2 separate regions of the Homo sapiens genome follow, and region 1 is linked to region 2. A link is an interaction called in ENCODE POLR2A ChIA-PET data of the cell type or tissue named here. Cell type or tissue: Panc1. All regions are shown on one strand. Each heading gives the region's core, and the rest is flanking DNA. Links, peaks and the distances in the headings are about the cores only. Region 1 holds the start of TAF5 (TATA-box binding protein associated factor 5). Region 2 overlaps NT5C2 (5'-nucleotidase, cytosolic II).

The links. ChIA-PET counts read pairs that join two places held together with the same protein. Peaks named below come from ENCODE experiments on the same cell type or tissue, not always from the same donor. Only the 100,000 strongest peaks of a DNase experiment are listed, where the experiment ranks them.
Region 1: POLR2A ChIA-PET joins it to region 2 with 11 read pairs; 3 of 35 experiments call an interaction of 5 or more read pairs at or near these places.

Annotation. Positions count from the first base shown.
Region 1 is chr10:103,359,662-103,375,538 of GRCh38, forward strand. It overlaps TAF5 (TATA-box binding protein associated factor 5), which reads left to right and starts at 8,315. Exons shown (of 11, transcript NM_006951.5): 1 at 8,315-8,887; 2 at 13,697-13,934. The coding sequence starts at 8,329. RefSeq lists enhancers at 8,131-8,425, 8,178-8,417, 9,548-9,617 and a silencer at 8,548-9,087. In Panc1, for the core only: no CTCF peak of the experiment used is centred there; DNase peaks (open chromatin) are centred at 8,250 and 9,110; H3K4me3 peaks cover 2,144 bases; H3K27ac peaks cover 1,737 bases.
Region 2 is chr10:103,093,658-103,106,540 of GRCh38, forward strand. It overlaps NT5C2 (5'-nucleotidase, cytosolic II), which reads right to left. Exons shown (of 19, transcript NM_001351169.2): 6 at 12,049-12,144; 7 at 7,578-7,669; 8 at 7,388-7,445; 9 at 6,269-6,362; 10 at 5,274-5,327; 11 at 3,634-3,717; 12 at 2,282-2,323; 13 at 691-798; 14 at 315-381. Among named protein-coding and RNA genes, the nearest start is that of NT5C2, 93 kb to the right of the region's middle. In Panc1, for the core only: no CTCF peak of the experiment used is centred there; no DNase peak of the experiment used is centred there.

The DNA.
Region 1 (15,877 bases), core at 3,789-11,788, 270 kb after region 2:
ATAAATAAATAAATAAATAAATAAATAAATAAATAAATAAAAAGAAAAGAAAGAGAAAGAAGAAAATATACTGTACCTTATCTGCACATTTGAAAAAGAAACAGAAAGGATAAAAAGGTGTGGTTAGAATGGGGTGGAACAAAGGATAGAAGGAATGGGTATGACACTTCCCTGAATATACTTTTTTGCATAGTTCTGAATTTTATATTTAAAAATAAGATGGGAAACCTTCTAAAATTGAACACAGCCGGGCGTGGTGGCTCACGCCTGTAATCCCAGCACTTTGGGAGGCCGAGGCGGGCGGATCATGAGGTCAGGAGATCGAGACCATCCTGGCTAACACAGTGACACCCCGTCTCTACTAAAAATACAAAAAATTAGCCAGGCGAAGTGGCGGGCACCTGTAGTCCCAGCTGCTCCAGAGGCTGAGGCAGGAGAATGGCGTGAACCCCAGGGGGGCGGAGCCTGCAGTGAGCCGAGATTGCGCCACTGCACTCCAGCTTGGGCAACAGCGAGACACCATCTCAAAAAAAAAAAAAAAAAAAAAAAAAAAAAAAAAAATATATATATATATATATATATATATATATATAGAATACAAAGAGAAATAAATTAATCAAACCGTGCTTCAAATGATTAAGATAACCACCGTGAAGGATGGGGTGGGGAAGAACTAACCCAAATTACTTTTCAGCATAGGATTTGGACTATATATCCATAGGCTAAACACAAAAAATACAGAAGGTTCTTGCTTTGTTCAGTTCCGACATGTATGAATTTCAATTACCACAGTTTAATTAAATAACATCAGTCCAACAATAACATGGTTCAAAGGTAGTTACCATAGTATATTAACTGTAATTGCATAAAGTATAAACTTTGCTACTAGCTCTTCAGTCCACAAATCTCTAAGTAAACAAGAGACACCTGGTGATCGGTAACCATCATCTCAGTTCTTTCTTTTCTTTCTTTTTTTTTTTTTTTTGAGATGGAGTTTTGCTCTTGTTGCCCAGGCTGGAGTGCAATGGCACGATCTCAGCTCACCATAACCTCCGCCTCCCGGGTTCAAGCAATTCTCTTGCCTCAGCCTCCTGAGTAGCTGGGATTACAGGCATGTGCCACTATGCCCGGCTAATTTTGTATTTTCAGTAGAGACGGGGTTTCTCCATGTTGGTCACGCTGGTCTCGAACTGCTGACCTCAGGTGATCCCTGCGCCTAGGCCTCCCAAAGTGCTGCGATTACAGGCATGAGCCACTGCGCCAGGCATCTTACTTCTTTCAAAGTCAGCTGGTGATTGGTCATTGTACTTACCTTATTCAGTTGTAGTTGTCTTGTCTCCTTGTCTGCCAGTGACTCACATGACATTTTATAAAAATGAATAATCAGGCTGGCACAATGGCTCATGCCCGTAATCCCAGCACTGTGGGAGGCTGAGGCGGGCGGGTGGATCATTTGAGCCCAGGAGTTCAAGACCAGCCTGGGCAACATAGTGAAACCCTGTCTCTATAAAAAATACAAAAATTAGCCAGGTGTGGTGGCTCGAGCCTGTAGTCCCAGCTACTTGGGAGGCTGAGGTAGGAGGATCCCTTGAGCCTAGGAGGTTGAGCCTGTAGTGAGACACAATTACACCTTGCACTCAAGCCCAGACAACAGAGTGAGACCCTGTCTCAAAACAAACAAATAAATAATCAGAAGAAAGAATTAATGAACAAACATGAAAGTGTAGTAACGAAAGGAAAAGTGTTGGAAGTCAAATTTCAATCACCCATAAATGGCAAATTTATTGACATAAATGATGAAATTTGTTGTTATTAAAAGGATGAAGATATCCCAGAGGAAGTGTTGCCAGCAAAAAAACCTTTGCATTAAATACGAGGTCTCAGAGACATTTCACAACATTGAAAGCACAAAAGAAAAAAAATGCAAACTTAGAAAGGAGTACGACAATTTGCTAAGGAACGAAAAACACACTATCACTATACTGTAAATTATAAGAGAAGAAGGCAAGCACTATTCAAACTATTCGTAATGAGTTTTTTTTTTTCCAATAAGCCTTTTGGACTCCTATTATTCTTGATGAATTTTTAACAAAGAAATGAAGCACTTTAATCCTCAATGTTTCTTTTTTTTTTTTTTTTGAGACGGAGTCTCACTCTATCACCCAGGCCGGAGTGCAGTGGCGCAATATTGCTTCACTGCCACCTCTGCCGCCCAGGTTCAACCGATTCTCCTGCCTCAGCCTCCCAAGTAGCTGGGATTACAGGTGCCTGCCACTGCGCCCGGCTACTTTTGTATTTTTAGTAGAGAAGGGGTTTTACCATCTTGGCCAGGCTGGTCTTGAACTCCTGACCTCGTGATCCACCCGCCTCGGCCTCCCAAAGTGCTGGGATTACAGGCATGAGCCACAGCACCCAGCCAATCCTCAATGTTTCTAATATTTTAAGTTACAGTGTACCAAATAAATATTAGTTTTACTATGTTTTTCATTTTTGTTTTTTTTTTGAGACAGAGTCTTGCCCTGTCATCAGACTAGAGTGCAGTGGCTCGATCTCGGCTCACTGCAACCTCCACTTCCCAGGTTCAAGCAATTCCCCTGCCTCAGCCTCTGCAGTAGCTGGAAGTACAGGTGCACGCCACCATGCTCAGCTAATTTTTTGTATTTTAGTAGAGACAGAGTTTCACCATGTTGTCCAGGATGGGCTTGATCTCGTCATCTCCTGATCCACCTGCCTCTGCCTCCCAAAGTGCTGGGATTACAGGCGTGAGCCACCATGCCTGGCCTGTTTTTCATTTTTCTATACATTTACACCCAACAGTAAGAGACTGTTGAATATTTTCACATTTTTTGAAGGTCACAGAGCAATGTTAACATTGATTATTAATATCACTTTGCATGGTTTCCACTTGCAAACTTTTTTTTTTTGAGATGGAGTCTTGCTCTGTCACCCAGGCTGAAGTGCAGTGGAGCAATCTTGTCTTACTGCAGCCTCTGTCTCCCAGGTTCAAGTGATTCTCTTGCCTCAGTTTCCCAAGTAGCTGGGATTACAGGTGCCCGCCACCATGCCTGGCTAATTTTTGTATTTTTAGTGGAGATGGGTTTTCACCATGTTAGCCAGCTGGTCTCAAATTCCTCTACTCAGGTGATCCGCCTGCCTCAGCTTCCCAAAGTGCTGGGATTACAGGCGTGAGCCACTGCACTTGGCCAGCACACTTATTTTTTATGGCCCCAGACTATTGTGCAAAGCTAGAACTGCCAGCATTCTAAAAATTATTGAATCTAATTAGTACACTTCTTTTTTAAAAGAGACATAGGTTAGCAATTCTGAAGCCACTTTCTCTACATCCTAGGATTGAGCAAGTAAGTAAATATGTTGTGAACAATGACAGAATTCTCACTATTGGAAAAGGGTGTCAAAAATACAGAAAAGGGAATGGATAGAATAAATTCTGCTTTACTAGATTAGAATTGGAGACATTTAAGGTGAACTTAAGGATAAAGATAAATGGATATAGATAGATATGTACATGTAGATGTATGTACATTTCTCAGCACTATCTGCTGAGAGGGCCTAGAAGCAATTACATACCTCACACTCTGGTCTTGGTTTCTAATACCAATAAAAGGAACTTGCCAGGCACGGTGGCTCATGCCTGTATTCCCAGCACTTTGGGAGGCCAAGGTAGGTGGATCACTTGAGCTCAGGAGTTTGAGACCAGCTTGGGCAACGTGTCAAAACCCCATCTCTACAAAAAACACAAAAGTTAGCCAGGCATGGTGGCACATGCCTGTGGTCTCAGCTACCTGGGAGGCTGAGGTGGGAGGATCACCTGAGCCCAGGGAGGTCGAGGCTGCTGTGAGCCATGAATGTGCCACTGTACTCTAGCCTGGGACAATATAAAGGGAGTGTAGAATGTCTCATTGTGCTAGAAATTAAGAAGGAAGTGCTCAAACAATTATGTGGCCATGTCAAAGAAATACAGGAGCCAGTTTGAAGGAGATCCTAATGATCAAATTTGTGACAATATCAAAATAAAAATGTTGATAGTAACTGTGTGAATAAATAAATAGGGAGACAGAAAATTATTATTTTTTTTGAGACAGAGTCTCCTCTGTCACCCAGGCTGGAGTGCAGTGGCATGATGGCGGCTCACTGCAACCTCGCCTCTTGGGTTCAAATGATTCTCCTCTCAGCCTCCCAAGTAGCTGGGATTACTGGCGTGAGCCACCATGCCAGGCTTTTTTTTTTTTTTTTTTTTAGTAGCGATGGGGTTTCACCATGTTAGCCAGGCTATTCTCAAACTCCTGACATCAAGTGACCCCCACCCCGGCCTCAGCCTCCCAAAGTACAGGGATTACAGGCGTGAGCCACTGTGCCCAACCAAGAGATGGAAAATTTCTTCCTTCCATTAGAAAACCAACTAATAAGTGTAGGAGAAATGATGAAATTAGAAAAGCACCAATTGGTAACCATGGTATTAATAACTGACGCAAAAAAAAAAAATTCAGCAATGGATGCTAAAACTAGTGTGTGAAAGTGTGAGGGGTTATGCCGGGCGCAGTGGCTCACGCCTGTAATCCCAGCACTTTTGGAGGCCGAGGCAGGTGGATCACGAGGTCAGGAGTTTGAGACCAGCCTGGCTAGCATGGTGAAACCCTGTCTCTACTAAAAATACAAAAATTAGCTAGGTATGATGGTGCACGACTGTAGTCCCAGCTACTTGGGAAGCTGAGGCAGGAGAATTGCTTGAACCTGGGAGGCGGAGGTTGCAGTGAGCCGAGATCACACCACTGCACTCCAGCCTGGGCGACAGAGCAAGACTCCGTCTCAAAAAAAAAAAAAAGAAAAAGAAAGTGTGAGGGGTTATAGAATTATTACTATTATTATTTTTTAAACACAGGGTTAACCAGGTGCGGTGGCTCATTCCTGTAATCCCAGGAGTTTGGGAGGCTGAGGCGGGAAGATCACTTAAGGTCAGGAGGTTGAGACCAGCCTGGCCAACATGACAAAACCGCATCTCTACTAAAAATATAAAAATTAGTTGGGCATGGTAGTGCACACCTGTAATCCCAGCTACTCGGGAGGCTGAGGCATGAGAATCACTTGAACCTGGGAGGTGGAATTTGCAGTGAGCTGAGATTGAAAAAAAATTAATTCAGGCCGGGCGCGGTGGCTCACGCCAGTAATCCCAGCACTTTGGGAGGCCGAGGCGGGCGGATCACGAGGTCAGGAGATCGAGACCATCCTGGCTAACACGGTGAAACCCTATCTCTACTGAAAATACAAAAAATTAGCCAGGCATGGTGGTGGGCGCCTGTAGTCTCAGCTACTCGGGAGGCTGAGGCAGGAGAATGGCCTAAATCCAGGAGGTGGAGCTTGCAGTGAGCTGAGATCCGGCCACTGCACTCCAGCCTGGGCGACAGAGTGAGACTCCGTCTCAAAAAAAAAGAAAAAAAAAAAAAGAAAAAAAATTAATTCAGTTAAGATCAATTTAATGGGTCACACTCAGTATTTTATTTTATTTATTTATTTATTTATTTTTTTGAGCTGGAGTCTCGCTCTGTGGCCCAGGCTGGAGTGCAATGGCACAATCTCGGCTCACTGCAACCTTCATCTCAGCTCCTAAAGTGCTGGGATTACAGGCATGAGCCGCCACCCCTATCCCTAGATTAGCTTTGCATTTCAGTCTCGGGATCACTTTTGAACATTATGCTTGCACTTTCTTAATCAAACATTTACAGAACACCTTTTAAAGTGAAGTAGAAATAACCAATGGTTATTTATTACATACTAGGTATTGCATATGCATTACCTCATTTAATTCTCAAAACACTATGACGTAACTACTATTATTTTTTTGTTAGAAATTGGGCAACTGGGGCCAGGCGTGGTGGCTCACGCCTGTAATCCCAGCACTGTGGGAGGCCGAGGCAGGTGGACCACCTAAGTTCGGGAGATCGAGACCAGCCTAACCAACATGGAGAAACCCTGTCTCTACTAAAAATACAAAATTAGCTGGGCCTGATGTGGCACATGCCTGTAATCCCAGCTACTCGGGAGGCTGAGGCAGAATAATTGCTTAAACCTGAGTGGTGGAGGTTGCAGTGAGCCGACATGGCGCCATTGCACTCCAGCCTGGGCAACAAGAGTGAAACTCCGTTTCAAAAAAAAAAAAAAAAAATTAGGCAACTGGGACATAGTAAATTAAGTAACTTGCTCCAGGTTATTCAGCCAGTAAGCAAGGTCAAGCCAGGTGGTCTGTGCCTGTAGTCTCAGCTACTTGGGAGGCTGAGGTGAGAGACTGCTTGAGCCCAGGAGTTCAAGGCCAGCCTAGGCAATATAGTAAGGCTTCAGATCTCTAATTAATAAAATAAAATATTTTTTAAAAGTAAGCAGGGTCAAAGGACGCTGGTAAGACCTCAAAACCAATAACTTGAACGGCTGTGCTAGATTTTCCCAATGTCTCAGGCTCACTTTTCTCGTCTGTACCTATTCCACAGAGTTACAAGTTTCCAATGAGATAAAATATGCAGGAGGGTTTTATAACCTATGAAGCACATTGCAAAATGGCATATATGATTTTTTTTTTTTTTTTTTTTTTTCCTGAGACGGAGTTTTGTTCTTGCTGCCCAGGCTGAAGTGCAATGGTGCGATCTCGGCTCACTGCAACCTCCGCCTCCTGGGTTCAGGTGATTCCTCTGTTTCAGCCTCCCGAGTAGCTGGGATTACAGGTGCCCGCCACCACACCTGGCTAAATTTTTATATTTTTAGTAGAGATGGCGTTTCATCATGTTAGCTAGGCTGGTCTCGAACTCCTGACCTCGGGTGATCCACCCGCCTCGGCCTCCCAAAGTGCTGGGACTACAGGTATGTGCCACTGCGTGTGGCCATGATTTTTAAATATACAATTAAAATGGTTTATTTGTAATAACGGATAATAGCATGAATACATAACGTACATATTTCACAACCACAACATTCTGGTATTTAAAAACTTTTTTTTTGAGACGGAGTCTCGTACTGTCGCGCAGGCTGGAGTGCAGTGGCGGGATCTCGGCTCACTGCAACCTCCGTCTCCCGGGTTCAAGCTCTTCTTCTGTCTCAGCCTCCCGAGTAGCTGGGATTACAGGGGCGCACCACCATGCCTGGCTAATTTTTTGTATTTTTAGTAGAGGCGGGGTTTTGCCGTGTTGGTCAGGCTGGTCTCTAATTCCTGATCTCATGATCCGCCCGCCTCGGCCTCCCAAAGTGCTGGGGTTACAGGCGTGAGCCACCGCACCTGGCGTTAAAAACTTTTTATTGAAATGTAATGTATACGGGCCAGGCGCAGTGGTTCACGCCTGTAATCCCAGCACTTTGGGAGGCTGAGGCCGGTGGATCACCTGAGGTCAGGAGTTGGAGACCAGCCTCGCCAACATGGCGAAACCCTGTCTCTACTGAAAATACAAAAATTAGCCGGGCGTGGTGGCACACGTCTGTAATCCCAGCTACTCGGGAGGCTCAGGCAGGAGAATCGCTTGAACCCAGGAGGCAGAGATTGCAGTGAGCTGAGATCGGGCCACTGCACTCCAGCCTGGGCGACAGAGCGACACTCCGTCTCAAAAGTTAAATAAATAAATAAATGTAATGTAATGCATGCAGCTCGATTAACTTTTACAAAAGTAAAAATGACAAAAAAAAAAAAAAAGTAAGCACTATTCAGGTCAAAATGTAAAACTACCAGTATCTCGGAAGCCTCCCTCTGGCAAATGGTATATGTTTTTGAGTTAAATACGTGGATTCGAATGTTGACATTTGGACTTTCTTCTTGCCTCTGGTAAGTTATTTAACCTCTCTTGGTTTCAACTGAGCCATCTGCGAGGTGGGGATAATATTACCTCATAAGATTATTTAATTGTAGCAGGGCGTGGTGGCGCATGCCTGTAATCCTAGCTACTGGGGAGGCTGAGGCAGGAGAATCGCTTAACAGCCTGGGCGACAAGAGCGAAACTCCGTCTCAAAAAAAAAAAAAAGAAAAAAGAAAAAGATTATTGAATTGAAGGAGATCACATAATGTAAAACATCTATCATAATGCCTAAATATAGCTGGCCTGCAATAAATGGCAATTATTCTCAGGCAAATGTAATAGGTGGTCACCAATGCCCACTTCCTGCCTTTCTTTCGCTCGGTTTTGAAAGTTGCTCTCTTTCCTATTCCGTTTCTCCTTCCTTTTCGCTCCTCCTACTGCCGTAAATGGCCTACTAGAGTTGTCGTGAAATGCTCCTCCCCGCCCTCCATGTGGCGAAAATGCAATCACGCTTGACGGCGCGAGGTGGCTCAGCCGCAAGATGGCGGCGCTGGCGGAGGAGCAGACGGAGGTGGCGGTCAAGCTAGAGCCTGAGGGACCGCCAACGCTGCTACCTCCGCAGGCGGGGGACGGCGCAGGCGAGGGTAGCGGCGGCACTACCAACAACGGCCCCAACGGCGGCGGCGGGAACGTTGCGGCGTCGTCGTCCACTGGCGGGGATGGCGGGACCCCCAAGCCCACGGTGGCTGTCTCCGCCGCTGCCCCGGCGGGGGCGGCCCCGGTGCCCGCCGCTGCTCCGGACGCCGGCGCTCCGCATGACCGACAGACTCTACTGGCCGTGCTGCAGTTCCTACGGCAGAGCAAACTCCGCGAGGCCGAAGAGGCGCTGCGCCGTGAGGCCGGGCTGCTGGAGGAGGCAGTGGCGGGCTCCGGAGCCCCGGGAGAGGTGGACAGCGCCGGCGCTGAGGTGACCAGCGCGCTTCTCAGCCGGGTGACCGCCTCGGCCCCTGGCCCTGCGGCCCCCGACCCTCCGGGCACTGGCGCTTCGGGGGCCACGGTCGTCTCAGGTTCAGCCTCAGGTCCTGCGGCTCCGGGTAAAGGTGAGCCGTGGGGTCCCGGGTAGGTACGGCCGCCGCGAAGGGGAGCAAGCCGGTAAGGCAGGGGCTGGCAGGCCTGCACCTCTGCGGGCTTGTTTTGAATTTCCTGGGCCCGCCTCTAGGGCCACATGCCCGCCCCTTTCTCTAGTGCGCGGGCTGCGCAGTCAAACCCCCTTCCGAGCTGTCAGTTCCAGTGAGAAGCTGAGGAGAGCTGTTGAGCAGAGGGATGTATGGGGAAGGTGAGCGCGGAGAGGCGGGATCTTCACGCTCTTGGTCCCTTTCCTTTCATTTGGGCTTTTGAGCCTTGGGCAGGTCCGCATGACACTAACAGTGTTTGTACAGTTTCGTACTAGCGTACTTTAAGTACTGTAAGTACTTTATTTTCTCTTTATTTCTTTAGTTCCTCTTAAAAGATGTGTTGATAAATACTTTATAGATTTTTTTTTTTTTTGAGACGGAAACTTGCTCTGTTGCCCAGGTTGGAGTGCAGTGGCGCAATCTTGGCTCACTGCAACCTCCGCCTCCCGGGTTCAAGCAATTCTCCTGCCTCAGCCTCCCGCGTAGGTGGGACTACAGGCTCCTACTGCCACGGCCGGCTAATTTTTGTATTTTTAGTAGAGGCGGGCTTTCACCATGTTGGTCAGGCTGGTCTCGAAATCCTGACCTCAGATGATCCACCTGCCTCGGCCTCCTACAGTGCTGGGATTACAGGCGTGAGACACCGCGCCCGGCCGCCATACAATATACCCTTGTAACAGTCCTGCACATCATGTACCCCCTGAATCTCAGCTAAAAGTTGAATTTTTTTTCTTTTTCTTTTTTTCTTTTTTTGAGACGGAGTCTTGCTCTGTCGCCCAGGCTGGAGTACAGTGGCGTGATCTTAGCTCACTGCAACCTCTGCCTCCCAGATTTAAGCGATTCTCCTGCCTCAGCCTCCCGAATAGGTGGGACTACTGGCACGCGCCACCACGCCCGGCTAATTTTTAAAAATATATTTTTAGTAGAGATGGGGTTTCGCCATATTGGTCAGGCTGGTCTTGAATTCCTGACCTCGTGATGCACCCACCTCTGCGTCCCAAAGTGCTGGGATTACAGGCATGAGCCACCGCACCCGGCTGAAATTTTAAAAATATATATGGGCTGAGTACCACCAGTGTTAAGTCTTTGGAGGATGCAGGTTCCTGGGCATCACTTCAGACTTAGTGAATCAGGTCCTCTAGAGGTGGAATCTGGGAATCTTCACTTTTGAATAAGTGCTTCTAAGGAGTATTGACATATGGCAGCTTGAGAGCCATGTGTTTAGGCATGGGCATTGGACAGACCTTTTTGTCTTTGCTGCATTTACTTGTGTGATGCTGATTGTCATTATTTTTTTAGTTTTTAATTTTTTTTACCTTCGTATTGGCCGGGCGTCGTGGCTCATGCCTGTGAATCTCAGCACTTTGGGAGGCTGAGGCGGGTGGATCACCTGAGGTCAGGAGTTTGAGACCAGGCTGGCCGACATGGCGAAACCCCCTTTCTACTAGAAATACAAAAATTAGCCGGGCGTGGTGGCGCATGCCTGTAATCCCAGCTACTTGGGGGGCTGAGGCAGGAGAATCACTTGACCCCGGGAGGCTGAGGTTGCAGTGAGCCAAGATTGCGCCACTGCACTCCAACCTGGGTGATAGAACGAGACTCTGTCTCAAAAAAAAAATTTTTTTTTTACATTAATATTGTCAGGAGGCAGGTCATTCTCATGTTGAATTTTCTCTCTCTATTAAATGAGTGGTTATGAGGCTTTTTTTTTTTTTTTTTTTTGACTGAGTCTCGCTCTGTCGGCCAGGCTGGAGTGCAGTGGTGTGATCTTGGCTCACTGCAACCTCCGCCTCCCAGGTTCAAGCGATTCTCCTGCCTCAGCCTCCCGAGTAGGTGGGACCACAGGCACGTGCCACCATGCCTGGCTAATTTTTTTTGTATTTTTATTAGAGACGGGGTTTCACCGTGGTAGCCAGGATGGTCTCGATCTCCTGACCTTGTGATCCACCCGCCTTGGTCTCCCAAAGTGCTGGGATTACAGGCGTGAGCCACCGTGCCCGGCCACTTGAGGCACTTATAATATCTATATGTAAAATGTTTGGTATGGATAAGTTTATGCCTCTGTGTATGTACCTGAAACCTGAGCCCCTCCTTTCTCCCAGCAACTGTTGTCACAAATCCATGCAGTAAAACTCATATACCGTATAAGGTATCAAAGGTGATCCTGAGCTAACAATAAATGTTTATTGAATTACCCAGTGCAGAGCTTTTAGCCAAATTAGTCTGTATGAGGCCTAATTTTTGCAGCATTGCCAGAAATGAAGTATTCATACATAGCATTGTATTCATACCTCATTGTAATCCGTAAATAGAAATGTGTGCAGATGTGATTGAAGGCCGGGCTCGGTGGCTCACGCCTGTAGTCCCAGCACTTTGGGAGGCCAAGGCGGGTGGGTCACTTGAGGTCAGGAGATCAAGACCAGCTTGGCCAACATGGTGAAACCCCATCTCTACTAAAAATACAAAAAAATTAGCTGGGCGTGGTGGCATGTGCCTGTTGCCCCAGCTACTCAGGAGGCTGAGGCAGGTGAACCACTTTAACCCAGGCGGCAGAAGTTGCAGTGAGCTGAGATCAAGCCATTGTGCTCTGGCACGGGTGACAGAGCAAAACTCCGTCTTTACAAAAAAAAAAAAAAAGAGAGAGGAATCTTTTTTGAATGTTGAATTTTGTGAATGAACTATAAGATGAATTATATTGTTGGTTATTTTGCTGTAATCTCAGATCTCTTCAGAAACTTGACCTAATTATAGATCATAACTGAGAAATCAGTAAGGAGGAAAAGAGGCCATCAGAGTAACCAAAGAAATTATCACATTTCTGCAGTAAAGAGCAAAGTGTACTATAATGGCAACTTACAGAAATTTCCAACAACCAAATTCTGATTTAATTGACAGATTAATTGACTGATTTAATTGACAGATGTATTGTTAGGTGGTGCTGTATTACCAATAAATACTTACGTTTTCTGTTTTGAAGTGGTGGTTATGGAAATTGTCTTAAGCATATAACTATCTTTTGAAGATATAAATAAGGCATGGTCCTTCCCACCCTTAAGTACTTACATTTTGTAAGGGGTAAGAGATGTATATAATGTGAAGGGAACACAGGATAGGATATGTTACAAGAATGTTACACAGTGCTTGGGTGGCCCAGAGAGCTGGGAATGTTACTGCAGTGCATGGCTTGGTCGTGGTGGGTGCCATTTGCACAGAGCATTGAGAGAAAGTTAATGTAGTTGTTTGATTTGCACATATCTTTTATACAATTTGTCTTTAACATCAGGTAGTTCCAGGAGAAATACTGACTCCTTGTTATTGTTTTTTTTTTTTTTGAGACGGAGTCTTGCTCTGTCACCAGGCTGGAGTGCAGTGGAGCGATCTTGGCTCACTACAACCTCTGCCTCCTGGGTTCAAGTGATTCTCATGCCTTTGCCTCCCGAGTAGCTGGGATTACAGGCACGTCTCATCACACCCAGCTAATTTTTGTATTTTTAGTAGAGACGGGGTTTCACTATGTTGGCCAGGCTGGTCTTGAACTTCTGACCTTGTGATCTGCCCGCCTCAGCCTCTCAAAGTGCTGGGATTACAGGTGTGAGCCACCGTGTTGGCCTGTTATTGTTATCTTAAGATATGGGTGTGCTGATGGGTTTCGGTTTGGGTGATGAAACAAGTGAAAAAAATTCCATTAAAAGATTATGGCTGGGCGCGGTGGCTCGTACTTTTTTTTTTGAGATGGAGTCTTGCTCTGTCGCCCAGGCTGGAGTGCAGTGGCGCGATCTCGGCTCACTGCATCCTCCACCTCCCGAGTTCATGCCATTCTCCTGCCTCAGCCTCCCGAGTAGCTGGGACTACAGGCGCCCACTACCACGCCTGGCTAATTTTTTGTGTTTTTAGTAGAGACGGGGTTTCACTGTGTTAGCCAGGATGGCCTCGATCTCCTGACCTCGTGATCCACCTGTCTCAGCCTCCCAAAGTGCTGGGATTACAGGCGGGAGCCACCGCACCCGGCGGCTCATACTCGTAATCCCAGCACTTTGGGAGGCAGGTGGATCACTTGTGGTCAGGAGTTTGAGACTAGCCTGGTCAACATAGTGAAACCCCGTCTCTACTAAAAATACAAAAATTAGCTGGGCATAGTGGTGCATGCCTGTAATCCCAGCTACTTAGGAGGCTGAGGCAGGAGAATCGCTTGAACCCGAGATGGGGAGGTTGCAGTGAGCCGAGATTGTGCATTGCACTACAGCCTGGGCGACAAGAGTGAAACTCCATCTTAAAAAGAAAAAAAAAAAAGACTACGTGGGCCAGGTGTGGTGCCTCATGCCTGTAATTCCAACACTTTGGGAGGCCGAGGCGGGAGGATCACAAGGTCAAGATATCAAGACCATCCTGGCCAACATGGTGAAACCCTGTCTCTACTGAAAATATGAAAATTAGCTGGGCATGGTGGCACACGCTTGTAGTCCCAGCTACTTGGGAGGCCGAGGCAAGACACTCGCCTGCGAGGTGGAGGTTGCAGTGAGCCGAGATCTCCCCACCGCCCTCCAGCCTGGCGACAGAGCCAGACTCCCTCTCAAAAAAAAAAAAAAAAGATTATGTGATTGTGTTGAGGAAGAGACAGTGGGAAGAAAGAGACAACAGTCTGAGAAACAACTCACCTGTGGGCTTTAACAATACAGCCATAGTCACATGGTCATAATAGGTCATTTTCTTAAAAGTTTTTTGTTTTTTAAATAGTTGGAAGTGTTGCTGTGGAAGACCAGCCAGATGTCAGTGCCGTGTTGTCAGCCTACAACCAACAAGGAGATCCCACAATGTATGAAGAATACTATAGTGGACTGAAACACTTCATTGAATGTTCCCTGGACTGCCATCGGGCAGAGTTGTCCCAACTTTTTTATCCTCTGTTTGTGCACATGTACTTGGAGCTAGTCTACAATCAACATGAGAATGAAGCAAAGTCATTCTTTGAGAAGTATGTAAATTTTTACATATATATATATACACACATACGTAGTGTGTGTGTGTGCGTGCATATGTTTTCACATCTGTAACCACAAAAATGTAAGACTGCAACTTAAAAAGTACGTTGTGAAGGAGAGGTACCTGAGGCTATGAGAACTTAAAATGTGGGGTTTGATCTAGCTGGAGAAGTCAGAGAAGGCTTCCAGAGGAAATGATACTTGAAGTGAGATTTGAGATCTGAAGATTAGGTAGGAGTTAACCAGATGAAGAGAAGAGGGAAAAGCATGTGTAAAAGCTCTCTGGTGGGAAGGATCCTGGTAGGTACAGAGGCTGAAAGATGGCCAGGGTAGCTGGAGCAGAGAATGGGATGGGGGTGTGGTATACTATGAAGCTGGGAATTGGTTAGGGACTGGAACAGTAGGCAGGTTCTATTGTTAAAGTGAAGGCATTGAAAAAAAAGGATAGGCAGGTTTTTGGGCCATGTTGAGGGTCTTTGTTTATCCTAAGAGCAGTAGGGAGTTGTATTGGATAGGATTAGATTTGGTTGAGAGTCACTGAAAACTCATCAACAATGGCATAAATAAAAGTTTATTTTTGCCTTTATCTTAAGAAAACTAGGAAGCAGTGTTAGGATTCGATTAGAATAAGAGTAACTGAGAACCCAAACAACAGAGGTTTAAATACAATAAAAGTTTGTTTATTTTTCTCGTAAATGTGGGACATTCGGGATTGGTGTGGTGGGTTCTTCATTACCAGGGCCCCAAGCTCCCTCGGTCTTGTTGCTCTCTCATGCTTTTCATGCAATTTCCACCTTGTGGCATAAGATGGTTTTCCTGCTCTAAGCAGTCACATCAGTGTGCCAGTCAGCAGGTAGGGCACACGGAAACTGCACACACTTCTTCCTTTTATATCTTAACAGTCAGTGGCCACACCTAGCTACAAGGGAAATAAGAAATGTAGTCTTTACCTAAGTGTCTATGTGCCCAGCTGATATTCAGGTTTTCTTTTATGGAGGAAGACAGGAAAAATGGATATTTGGGGAGAGCGAAGCCTTTTTGCTACAGAGTCATTTCTGCTACAGAGTCATTAAAGGACCATGTCGTTATTAGATATATACTTTGAAAGGACCTTTATGCAGTGGGGAAAACAAATGGGGGATAGAATGACTATAGGGACAAGTTTTGGAAGTTATTGCAGTGGTTCTCAACTGGAGGTGGAATTGCTCCTTCCACTAGACCATTTGAAAATGTGTAGAGGTGGCCCGGCGCTGCGGCTCACGCCTTTAATCCCAGCACTTTGGGAGGCTGAGGCGGGTGGATCACTTTGACCTCAGGAGTTTGAGACCAGCCTGGTGAGACCTAGTCTCTTCAAAAAAATGCAAAAATTAGCTGGGTGTGGTAGCTCACTCCTGTAATCCCAGCTATTTGGGAGGCTGAGGCTGGAGAATCGCTTGAACCTGGGAGATAGAGGTTGCAGTGAGCTGAGATTGCATCTCTGCACTCTAGCCTAGATGACAAGAGTGAGACCCTGTCTCAAAAAAAAAAAAAAAAAAAAAGAAAATGTGTGGAGGCATTTTTGGTTGTCATAATGACTGGGCGGAGGAGCAGGAATACTAAATGTTCTAATATGTGCACCTAGGTAGTCCCACTTTACAAAGAATTATCCTGCCCAAAATGTTAATAGCACCCTTATTGAGAAGCACTGGACTAGGTTGTGGTGGAGGTGAAGAGAAGTAGACAAAGTCATGAGACACTTGATAGATTGGCTAGGGAGGTGAGGGAGATGGAGATATCATTGAAATCTCCAGTTTTCTGGCCGTTCTAGCTGGATAGGGGAGCCAATTCCTGACACAGAAAACCCTAGAAGAGGACTTGATTTGTCAGCCTTGGAATAATTTTGAGTTCTGATTTGAATATGCCTTTGACTCATTTAAGAAATGTCAAGTTGATAGGT
Region 2 (12,883 bases), core at 862-8,861:
ATGGAACTCCTTGAGAAACCCTTGAGAACATATTGAGAAGTACCCCCAAGTGATTCGAAGCACTGAGAAAAAGCCTCCAATAGGATTTAAAAAAAAAACTGATCATTTTAGTGAAAATCAGATTCATTAGGATATACTAACAACTGCTCAAACCCAGACTCCTATTGCATTAAGAGGTGACTAAACTATTTACCTTCAGTAGATGACATCTTAGACTACTAAACAGTATATGTGGCACTTTGCTGAGAGATTACCAAAGCTTTCACTGTGAGGTCTGAGCAAAGACATTAAATAAAGGGAAGTCTGTGACTTACCTCCTGAGTAGACGATACCATGCTGTAGGGGCCCTGTGTAGGTACCAATTTTCAGCTTGCCAGTTTTCTGTATGAAGAATATGGATTTTGTAATACTTTATCATCCTATCACAATCCTCCCCTCACCCCACAACCCTCCCATCCCACCCCCCACCACCAGTGCTACTTGGCCAGACAGCCAAATGAATGGCACTTACTCTTTTCAATTAGTGGGTTTGTTTGACTGTTTCAGTTAAGACCAAAACTCTTAATTTCAAAAGAGAGATACGGCTAATTAAAAAAAAAAAATTCCTGTTTCCTTATGTAGAGTAAGAGTGGGGGAAGGAGAAACATTAAGGACAATGTGCTAGCAAGACAGATCATTCTCATGACTTACAGTATCCACCTGACGCAGTACTGTGCCTTCTCCAAAAAAGAGTGGTTTCCGTGCATCCACCAAGATCAAGTCAAAGTAGGACTGCCATGGTCGATGGGAGCTCCCAGGCTGGTGAAGGAGAAACAGCAAAAGTTGAAACATCACTCCTTACCTTAAGGCATTACTATTTAATCTCACTCAGATGCAAGGAATATAAAAATACTAAGTATAGCCAGAAGATCCCACTATTTTATTTTTTAAAAAGGTATTGTGTCAGCCAGGCACAGTGGCTCACACCTGTAATCCCAGTACTTTGGGAGGCCGAGGCGGGCAGATCACAAGGTCCGGAAATCAAGACCATCCTGGCCAACATGGTGAAAACCTGTCTCTACTAAAACTACAAAAATTAGCCGGGCGTGGTGGCGGGCGCCTGTAGTCCCAGCTACTTGGGAGGCTGAGGCTCGAGAATCGCTTGAACCTAGGAGGGGGAGGTTGCAGTGAGCCGAGATCGTGCCACTGCACTCCAGCTTGGCAACAGAGCAAGACTCCATCTCAAAAAAAAAAAAAAAATTGTGTCTATGTATTATAAGCCATATCCTTTGGGAAGCAGACAAGATATAAATAATAAATAACTGTAATAACACATTCTATACATTAAATCATTTCATCTACTACTAAATTACAATACTTATTTTACAGCACTTTATGAAAGTGTGCTCACCTGAAATTTGCTAAAAGGAGCTCAAAAGAGCTAGGGAGAGATGCAAATCAATACCCAAGGGACAGATTAAGACAGAGGCAGGCATCAGAGCTAAAGTATACAAACTAACATGGAACTATTAGGAAATTTTACTGGTTACATTCTCAGAATGATGGCTCTAGGTACACACTGGCTTTTGGCTCACAGTGTAAGCTAATCACAATACTGAGTTATGCCCATTAAAATCATGACTATCCTGAAATGGAACCCTGGCATTAACCTTTTAAGACCAACCTGAAGGGCACTGCACACTGTGATTTCAGGTGTTCTCAAAACAGGGATTTGCTGATGTTTATTCACTAAAGTCTAGGACTAAAATTCTGTAAGTATGTGACTAAGTTGCAAGGAGTATTCCTTAAACCTAAGTGCAGCCGTACTGCAGAAATGAAGACTTCTCTGCTAAATATCAAGGCTGAGTGCTCTCTTGGCAAAAACTTAGCAACAACTAATACAAAATCTAGAAGTTGTCAAGAATACACATACATTTTCTGTTTCTGTTAATCAAATATCATCCACAACCTGAAAATTCCTTTCATTGCCACACAAACTTAATTTTGCATAGAACTTCTTGGGCATAAAATTATTCTGATCCCATCCTACTAAATATCACATGAATATCCCTTTTATTTCTGTCTATTAAGTATTCAAGTTGCGGACTCTAAATTAGCAATTTGATTTTAAATTCTACTAGCTCCTGGATTACTTCTAATGTTAATGAAGATTAGACAATAGGCTTAAAAAGTAGGACTTTTCTGGGTGGGTTCTGACCAATTCTTTCCCCCTTAATATTCCAGAATGATTAAATGCATTCATTGTTATTAAAGCAGTGGTCTATTGAGTCACATACGGTACCTTGGGGCCATGTGGGAAGTCAAACAGGTAAGTCATAATTTTCTGGAAAAAAAAATTTAACATAAGGTCCATATACTACTTTTGCAAAAGGTATATAACCTAAAGAAATTACAAGCTTTTCACAAAACATGTCTTTTTCAACATAGGACTCACCACATTCTTGTTTCCTCTAAATTTTATGAAATCATGGCAGTGGAAGCCAGAAATTAATGCTTTACCATATACCAAAAAGAAAAAAAGGCTTCTGACATTCTCAGGGAGGATACATACTTCCTCTGGAAGATGTTTTTGAACACACATTTGGAGGAAAGGAGCATATGAGGTAGGGGTATAGAGAAAACTAATGACTCACACAGAAATAACCTATCACCTTGGCTTCGCTACTGCCATCCCTAGACCAACTAAGTCAACAAACCAACGGTTTATGTAAGACTGTTTACTACAAATCACCAGGTGTCTAAATCAAGTTTACATGTACAGCGAATTGGGGGAAGTGGAACTTCTTGCCAGTACTATAAATTTTTAAGTGTCTCAGCAAAAGTAAGATGAAGTTAAGGAGTTAGATCAGTTTTTCCACATGCTTTAATCATGGGAAAAAACTGTTTTTAAGAGGTAGTAAATTTTGGGCTGGGCACAGTGACTCACGCCTGTAATCCCAGCACTTTGGGAGGCCAAGGTGGGTGGATCACGAGGTCAGGAGTTCAAGACCAGCCTGTCCAAGATGTTAAAACCTCGTCTCTACTAAAAATACAAAAAAATTAGCCAGGCGCAGTGGCAGGTGCCTGTAATCCCAGCTACTTGGGAGGCTGAGGCAGGAGAATTGCTTGAACCCAGGCGGCAGAGGTTGCAGTGAGCCGAGATCGCACCACTGCACCCCAGCCTGGGCGACAGAGTGAGACTCTGTCTCAAAAAAAAAAAAAAAAAAAAAAAAAAGATATATAAATTTTGACAGCTAAGAGCCAAAACATCTGTGCAGCATCTATTGCTGCAGGTCTTCCAACAGCAGGGAAAGTCATACATACACATCAATAAGGGGTGTGACTGCTCAAGTTTATAGAAATGATGCTCCAAAGAGACACAAAAGCCATTTTAATCTTTACAAATGTTTTAAATAACCCCAAGATTAAAATTTTCAAGTAGCCAATTATAATCAGTGAAAATGGTTAAAATAAATTTCTAGAAAAATTTGAGAACCACTGTTATCCTGTATATTTTTGCCTTTTTACTCTTTGAAAATGAGAAGGCAAGAAACTATTTTCACTTAATAAACTTCTATCTTCCTCATTGTCTTCACAGTTCTTTAGGCCAAAATAATTCCACTGCATAAATAAATATACACATGAAGCACTTACATCTGTATATTTATAGTCACTGTTGGTAGCAAGAAATACTTTCCCTACTTCCTTCATCCGGCTCAGAAGCAAAGGCAGTTTTCCCTGAAATGTAATTGGATAATGAGTGAAACACGAAAACATTTTTATCTTTACACTTTGGAGTTGTCAAATACTGGATTTCTGTCCACAACAGGAATGGGGGAACCTTTTAAGGGTTAGCTGATTTCAGAATTTTGCACTTAAAAGCCCACATTATCACTATAAATGAATAAAGTATTAACATATGTAGTATACACAGTGTATGTAATAGATTTACATGTAAAATTATACACATATTTATAGGGGTTATATGGCTGTTAACAACATATCTCTACCTTCCTCATGATGTCTGCCTCAGGAAAGAGTTTAAATTACCTTGAGATTTCTTGAAGTATGTGAGGTGTGTTAAAGGTCAGCAGAAGCTGATTTAAACATGCTCTACATAGAGATTATTAGATATGGCTTTCAGTGTGTACACTATGGTTTTATAAAACACCTTGCAGAATGAAATGACATGTGCAGATGCTACCTAGAAATACCCACACCCACGTGCGCTTAAATGAGGAAATTCTAACCCCTCATGTGCCTGGAAAGAAAAATATCTTTTCCTTCTCGCATAGCAAATAGATTCCTTCACTCAAATTCTCCCGGACCCTCCCCATTCAGTGTTCTTTCTTGAAATAAGGGAGGTGGGTGAAAATAGGAAGCACAAAAACTGAAAACAAGAAATCTTTACCACAGTACTTTGAGAAAATACTGTATTCTGCTACTTTTACTCTGTAGGAAAAGAAAGAAGTATGTCATCTTGGGGCACTATGTGTGTTTAATTTTTATTCTAAAACAGTTCTAGACTTATAGAAAAGCTGTGAAAATAAAGAGTTCCCATATATTCTTCCTCCAGTTTCCCTTAATATTAACATCTTATATAACCACAGTATAATTATGAAAAGTATGAAATTAACATTGGTACAATACTATTAACCACAGATTTTTTAAAAAATTTTATCAGGTTTGCCACTAATGCCTTTTAAGGTACTTTAAAGCTTTCCTCATTACTCTCTGTTGACAGGTTAAAGGCATTTTAAATAACAGTAACATATATGCACATTTTTGAGATGATCTAGTGCAGTAGTTATGATTTGGGTGTGACTTAGCTTTACTACTTACTAACTGTGTGACCTCTGGCAAGTTATTTAATCCCTCTATTTCTCAGGTTTTTTATCTATAAAACAGAGGCAACAATAATACCTAACTCAAGGTCATACAGAAGATTAAATGGCATAATGCATGTAATCACTTAGCATGGTGATGATGTGCATACAGTAAACCTCTAACTGCTATTATAATTGAAGCTAAGCGAACAAATGCAATACTGAGTCTTCTTGCCTATCAAGAAACAGGAAAAATGAAATACTGAGTCTTCTTGCCTATCAAGAAACAGGAAAAACTCTACTAAGACCTATGCTCTAGCTGAATATTCTTGGTGATTATACCCGACACATACTATGCCAAGACAAATCTCTTCTTTTGTCCATTTCATTATAAATCAGCTTGTTATTAATTTCCCTAATAGGTAAAATGAGCTATTATGCAGATCTATTTTCCCCTATATTACTTACATCTTTGACTACATACTTCTCAAGATTTTCAACTGTCTTTTCCTTAAGGGAGCCCTGGAGGAAGACAAAAAAAAGAATTAAGAAAAGAACAAAATCAGTTTTTAACATGTAGTTTATAAGAAAAATGGTTTTTACTAATCAACCCAAATCCTTTCTTTTTTTGAGACAAGGTCACCCTGTTGCCCATGCTAGAGTGCAGTGGTACAATCTCAGCTCACTGCAGCCTCGACCTCCCCAGGCTCAGGTGATCCTCCCACTTCAGCCTCCCAAGTAGCTAGGACCACAGGTCCACACCAACATGCCTGGCTAATTTTCTGTATTTCTTGTACAGACAGGGTTTTGTCATGTTGCCCAGGCTAGTCTTGAACTCCTGAGCTCAAGCAATCCACCTGCCTTGGCATCACAAAGTGCTGGGATTACAGGCATGAGCCATCATGCCCAGCCCCAAATGCATTTCTTAAGGATTTACCAAAATGGAAAAGTGGACAAACTAGAGAAGGCCAGAAAAAAGTAGCAGGTATGATTTGCTGCAACCCTGCCTCTAAAATTTGTCTTCAAAATATAAAACAGTTTCTATTTTAAGTTTGAAATTAAAAGGCATTTCATATTTTATTCAATAGTTTATAATACATGTAAATTTAATATTTATTAATGTTATTAGTCGGGTGGGAGGTATCTGGACAAAAAAAATGGACCACTGTCATCCACAAAGGATATGTTAAGTATAATGTAATACACTAAAACCTCTTCTAAGTTTGAGAAATGCAAACTAAAATAAAATCCAGAAGCCAAACACCATCACTGAGGAAAGATCAACATTACCACCGAGACCAAAGACAAGAACAAATGTATTCTAGAGGGCTATCACTAGGCGGGGGCAAATCTGTTTTTTCTTTTTTTAAAAAAAGAAATATTCTGCTCCATTTGGAAAGTTAATGCCACGCCATAAAATACATGCCAGAAAGCAAGCAGGTGAAGAAACAGCTTCTAGGTACCTTGTAATGAACCCAGTCAACAGCATCTCTTACATCCTGGAACATACTCCGGTAGGACATGAAGAGGTCCCCATCTTTAAATCCTGTTTCACAACTACAGAAAGATAAAAATAACATGACAGGGGATCCAAAACAGGGTAAACAAAATATATATCAAAAATTTCCCAGGGGACCCAAAGGTTCCATATCACATGGGTAAAGGCTGTGGCTAATGAGGAAAATAATTACTCCCTAATGAAAGTCCACTTTGACCACCAGAAATGGCTATAGTGTTCAATGGAATACAGTAATTGTGAACAAATACAAAGTGATAGAAGAATATATTGAATGGAAGCTAAAAGGCCAAAGTTCCAAAAATGTCAGGTTTTTTTATTTATCACTTTTTAGAAACAGGTTGAAGAAACATTTAAAACTTAAAATTGGTCATTTAGGTTCTTTCCACCCTGACTTTCCTGACACTGTCCCTAAGTACAAAGGTACTGTCCATTTTTTTATTTAGTTCAGTGACTCAGCTTTCCACCAAATTTAGTGTCTTCAAGTGGATAAAGCCCAAAGAGGATAAGAAGTTAGCCAACTCTGGTATATAGATGGCTAAACTTTCAGTATTGGCTATATAATTCTCCCTAAAGGGAGAGGATAACTTGTTTAAGACTTACGCAAAATTTTACTTCTGATAAGATACACAGTATTTATTCCTTAATCAAATCTTGCCTGGCCTGGGAATGAAATTAAATTACCATCCCTGAATGGCTCCTGGGTAGCTGCTGTGAAATGAGTTGGGGGGTTTTAGTGTAATTCTGCTTGGACAGATAATCATCACACAAACCTCCCACTCAGTTGTCACAATTAGCACCTCTGCTGGCCGTCTTCATTCCCAGGAGAAGCCAATCAGAAGTGGTGGCTGCAGCACACTGGCAAGGAGAGGGGCCGTGTGGGAGGTGAGAGCCTGCATGGAGCTGCTGGTGCTGTCCCATCTCTCAGGTTGGCAATGTGGCATCTCTCACTAGCACTAAATTCACTTTAGAAAAGCAGAAAAGACCTACAATGGCCAGTTCTCTAAAACCCTGTGCATTAATTTTAAAAATCAATTGGAAAAAAATAATTATAGTATATACATACCTGGTATATCTGGGACAATTAGTAAAAAAATCTACTAGGCAGGCCAACAGGTAGGTCTCTGAAAAATGAAGAACAGATATTCATAAGCTATAATGAAATAATTCAAACTTATTTCATTACCTCCCTTGAATACAGACTAATGGTCACAGAAGGGAAAGCATCAGTATAAATAAGCATAGAATGAATCTACCTGGTAGGTTGAATAGTGTGTTCAGAATGTAAAATCTTTCAGTATCATCTCGCTGGATAAATTTATTTGGATACTGTTCTCTAGTTTCTGGTCTGAAAGAAAAATTTAAAAATTAACTGATTTTTAAAATAACATTATAATAATTGGGAAATAGCATTATTCAAAAATTAACTCAAATATTTTGATGGCTATGTGCAAGACAGAATTCCGAATATTACGCATGGATAGCTATGAAGATGAACGAGTTCAGGTTCCAGCTCTTTATTTTTTTTAATTTTAATTTTTTTTTTTTTTTAAGACAGTCTTGCTATTTTAAGTCCAGGCTGGACTCAAACTCCTGAAGATTGCTCAAGCAATCTTCCCACCTCAGCCTCCCAAGTAGCTGGGATTACAGGTGTGATGTCCAGCTTAGGTTCCAGCTCTTAAAAGAGTTGTCAGTGTGGTGGGCGAGGTGGGTCACATACACATATAATTATAAGGTAAAAAATCACAACTACTACAAGAAAGGTGCAAACATTTATGAGAAAACCAAAGAAGGGAACACCATTTCAACTTAAGAGGTAGAGAGAAGCAAATGTGAGGACTAAGGAGAGGAAAATCTAGGAAGGATTCATGCACGTGCTGGTATATGAGCTGGGCCTTAAAGGCTAGGTGGACCAGTTGTGAAACTAGTCCAACTTGGGTAGAGAAAGGGGAGCAGAGAAAAATTAAGCTAGAAAGATGGGTTGAGGCAGATTAAGCTACTGTTTCTACACCATTTAGGGGCAAGAGGGTACTACTGACAGTTTTAAAGCAGAGGATAATCCCATCGGGGCTGAGTTGTAAAACAAAATTAAATTAGTGGCTGTTTTAGGATAAACTGGGGAAAGACAATGTGATGCACTCCAACAATGGCCACAAATTCTTCCTGTCTCTTTGTGATGCAATTTTGTGGCTCCTCCCATTAGAACTCAGTCTATTTCTCTATCCTTGAATATAGGCTTGTATAGCAGCAAATGGGATCCAAGCAGAGACCTAGAAAAACATGTGTGTATTGAGGCTTAATCTCTCTTGCAGCACTTGGAACCATGGACTACTATGTGCATGACAGTGAGATAGTCTGCTGGAGGATAGAAGGCTACATGTAGAAATGAAGCACTCGGCCAACAGCCTGTGAATGCCAGACATGTGCATGAGGCCATTGTAGATCAGATGCCAGGTCACCCACCAGCTAACCACAGACATGTGAAAGAGCATAGAGAGATCAGCTGTGCAACCCAGAATCACCCAGTTGACTCTCAGAATTTTTTCTTTTTTCTTTTTTTTTTTTTGAGACAGAGTCTCACTCTGTCGGCCAGGCTGGAGTGCAGTGGCGTGATCTCAGCTCACTCATATATTCAAGAGAGATTACCAAGGTAAAATAAGACCCGGCAAACTGAGCAGATTTGGCTGGGGGAACATTAAAGAGTCAAAGATGATGATGTCCATGCTAAGGTGTCTCTGAGAGGTGGTTGGTACGATGAACAGAAATATGAAAACTAGATAAGAAGTGATGTGAGAGTAGTTCTATTTTAGTGATACTAAGTTTGAAGTAAACTGATTTTTATTAGGCAATTAGAAACAAAGGTCAAGAACTTAAAAGAGATTCAGCCTTGAGAGATAACTGAGATCATCTACGTACAGATACTAGATGGAATCATGAAAAGTATTAGAGGAGATGAAACCACTTAGTGTGCAGAGAAGGAAGAGAAGAGACAGAACAGAACCATGAAGAAAATTCAAGGTTTAAAAGAAAAAAGCCAGTGAAGCAGAATTTGTTAAAGATGCAAAAACACTTCTAGAAGAAAACATTTCAGAGAAACTCAAAGGGAAAAATACTAAAATATAAAAATGCACAGTTCTGACAGTGAATACATGGAGATTAACAATGTAAATAAAGGAAATCAAATTTAAAGCTCACACTCAGAGTGACCTGGATTAATTCCTGCCTGGGTTTGTTAACTACAAATGGCATAAACTCTAGTTAGACATATAAAAATCACATTAGCTCCCTGTCTTAAGTCACTCTTCTGAGATGAGAGTTCCCAATAATGAATAACTTTGTAGAGTATCTTATCTTCTAGCTTTCCAAGATTTTCTTTAATAAAAGTAAGGTGGAAGGTAACAGTAAAAATATACTTTCTTCAGTTAGATTTAATAAGCTGACACTGTCTCCTTAGATACAATATACTTCCCTATTCCCTCCATCATTAAAGAAAAATTCCTTTACATAAAGATGGTTAACATTTATTAGGCAGTTAGAACCCAAATTGATTTATAAATATAGTTAGCAATTACATTGTAAACTTCAGTGTCAAATCACACTAGTATATATTTAAAATAAAAATCAATTTGGGGGAGGTAATATATCATAAAAGAAATGCTACACTTGGAATGGGAAGAAAACAGTTACAGCACAGATTACTACTAACTTTCTGTGACCCACAGAATAAAAATTTATCAAAAAATAAGGTCCTAACTCATTAGCAAAGCCTGATGGAGTCCTTCTTTTCCAGCCTTGTCTACCACTGTAATAGCTTCGATAACTTTCTTTCCCTCTATCTTCAGTCTCTTCTTTTCATGGGAATTTTAATTTTATTAATTTATTTTTATTTTTTTGAGATAGGGTCTTGCTCTGTTACACAGGCTGTACTACAGTGGCACCAACACAGCTCACTGCAGCCTCAACCTCCTGGGCTCAAGCACTCCTCCTGCCTCAGTCTCCCATATAGCTGGGACCAAAGGCATGTACCACCATGCCCAGCTAATTTTTGATATTTGTAGAGATAGGGTTTCACTTTATTGTCCAGGCTGGTCTCCTAGGCTCAAGAAGTCTTCTTGCCTTGTCCTCCCAAAGTGCTGAGATTATAGGCGTAAGCCACTGTGCCTGGCCAGCTTTTCTGTTTAACTCTAAAGACTGCACAGTGCTAAGTGCTATTTGAATGATTCTGCATTTACTCATAAATGACTTATTTTTGAAACACTATTAAATGCATTAGCAAAGGAGCTATGTGGAAACTTTATTGGCTTATTTAAGGGAAGAGAGGAAGTCTGTGGATCTTGAGTTGGAAATTTGATCGTAGTACTAACTTATCCAACTGCTTCTCTTTTCTTCTCTGCCTACCCCTCCCTTATAATACAAAAATTCCTTTTTAGACATAATAGAACCCTGGTTCATCTTCATTGAGATTCTGAGTTATGATGACAATATCTGTGTATAAAATAGCTTAAGTTACTAGTACAACCTGTAATTACTTCATATTCTAAATCCTGTTTCCTGATATTTTCATGGATCCTGAACAAACCCCCTCATGAAAGAAACAGTGAAAGAAATGTGGATGTAATCACTGGCCTGCTCAGATGTGTCAAGATGGGTGTTTACTTCACACCGTTCTCATGTATACATGGAAATCTCTGAGCCTGTGTAATGTCAGTAATGCCAACTAAAGAGTCTTAGATGCTTCAATTCTAAGGGGCATCCTGTGACCTCAAATCTAAAGGAAGCTCTGGTACAATTACAGTTGGTTTGTGCCTCTTATCACAAAAAAAGACATTGTCTTTTTAAACATTTCAATGTAGCCTGGTGTTTTTCCTATTCTGCCATCAAGAATGAATAGTAAATGGAAAAGTTACATAAGAGACTGACACACATCCTATTCTGGTTTTACGAGCTGTTGTTCTGACCTTAATACAATGTCAATAGTAAATAAGGTGGCATAACAGTAGAGAAAATGTATAACAGTAAAGCTATAGCTACAGAAGTTGTCAAATTGTGGCATTATGATTTGAAAATATCGGGACATTTCACAAAAAAATAGTAGATACTAAATTTCATCTGCTGTTTACTAGGGTAAAAAGTTCAAATTAGTGACAATAGTGGAAATATTTTTATTTTGAAAATAAAGCTTATTCTTATTTGTTTAAAATATTATTAGCACATATTCACTTTAACCTTATGTTTACATTTTTTTAATGACACAATCAAATGTCAGGATTCAAAGTTTAGATTCATTAGAATCTAAAAAACGTATTGGCTATTAAAAATCTCTTAATCATTTAAATTGCTATAGTTTAAAATTTTTTCAAAGCATTTTTATATACATACCTCTTCTGAACAGCTACCTGAGAACTGTATTAGAAAGAAGAAAATAAAAATCTTAGAATTTCAAATAAGTCAAAACTACTAAAGTTCTTCTGGGCAAGTTTTAAGATTAGTTTTGTTGTATGCTGTATAATTGGAAGGCACTTAATTTAAACAAAATGTAATTGCTAACTATATGTCAGTTTGGGTTCCAACTGCCTAATAAATAACTGTTAACTAACCTTATGTAAGGGAATTTGCTCTTTAATGATGAAAAGTAATAGGGAAATATATTACATCTGGGGAGATGATGTCATCTTCACATTGTTTGACTTTAACATTAGAAAGAGGCTAAAGGTTCTCTGTACTCACCCCCTTATAAAGTTAAATCCATGTGCACAGACCAAGAGGTTTCCATAGGCATCGACTTTCAAAAGATTTCCATACAGTGTGTCAAAGACAAGTCCCCTATGTGAAAATGAAGACATTATTGATAATGCAAAGTAATACAGGCAATAATTTTATGTAGTAGTATTTAATCATCATGAACCAACCTCATTTAATTCAAGCTTTGTACCAACTCAAAGTATGTCCTAATATAGCTAAAGTGAGTAAAATCTTAAAAACTAATTCTAAAGCAACTAAAAAATATTGACTCCGTCCAGACAGAAAATCATAATTGTTTTCTGTAAGGAATAAGTGCTTAATCAAACAAGGTATAAAAAACATTCTTCTTACTACACAGCTGGTACCATTCTAAAACATAGTCTTTTTTCTTGGACAACTGAGAAGGCTTATATTTTTCTCCATTAGATGCTGTATGTGGGATATATATGATAGCATCTCAAACATCATTTTCTTAATCTTAAATATTCCCTATCAAATCCAGAAATGGAAACTGCCAAGCTTCTATCATGTTAAGTGTATTAGAGAAACACGTACCTATTTGCCAACAGCCCCAAATAGCACCACCTGTGATTACTGCCCATCAGTTTTAGTAATCTCCTTTTTTACCTGTAAGTGGGTCTTCCTCAGTTGCAATAAACTGAGCTTAATTCAGGAACACCAAGATATGGTGTATATGGAAAGTTCATGGTAATTTTAGAATCAACATCAACCAACCAAAAAAACAACAAAGAATTATTCAATGTTTTGGGGGGTTTTTTTGTTAAGGATAAATCTGGAATGTCTAATTTGAGGGGTAAGG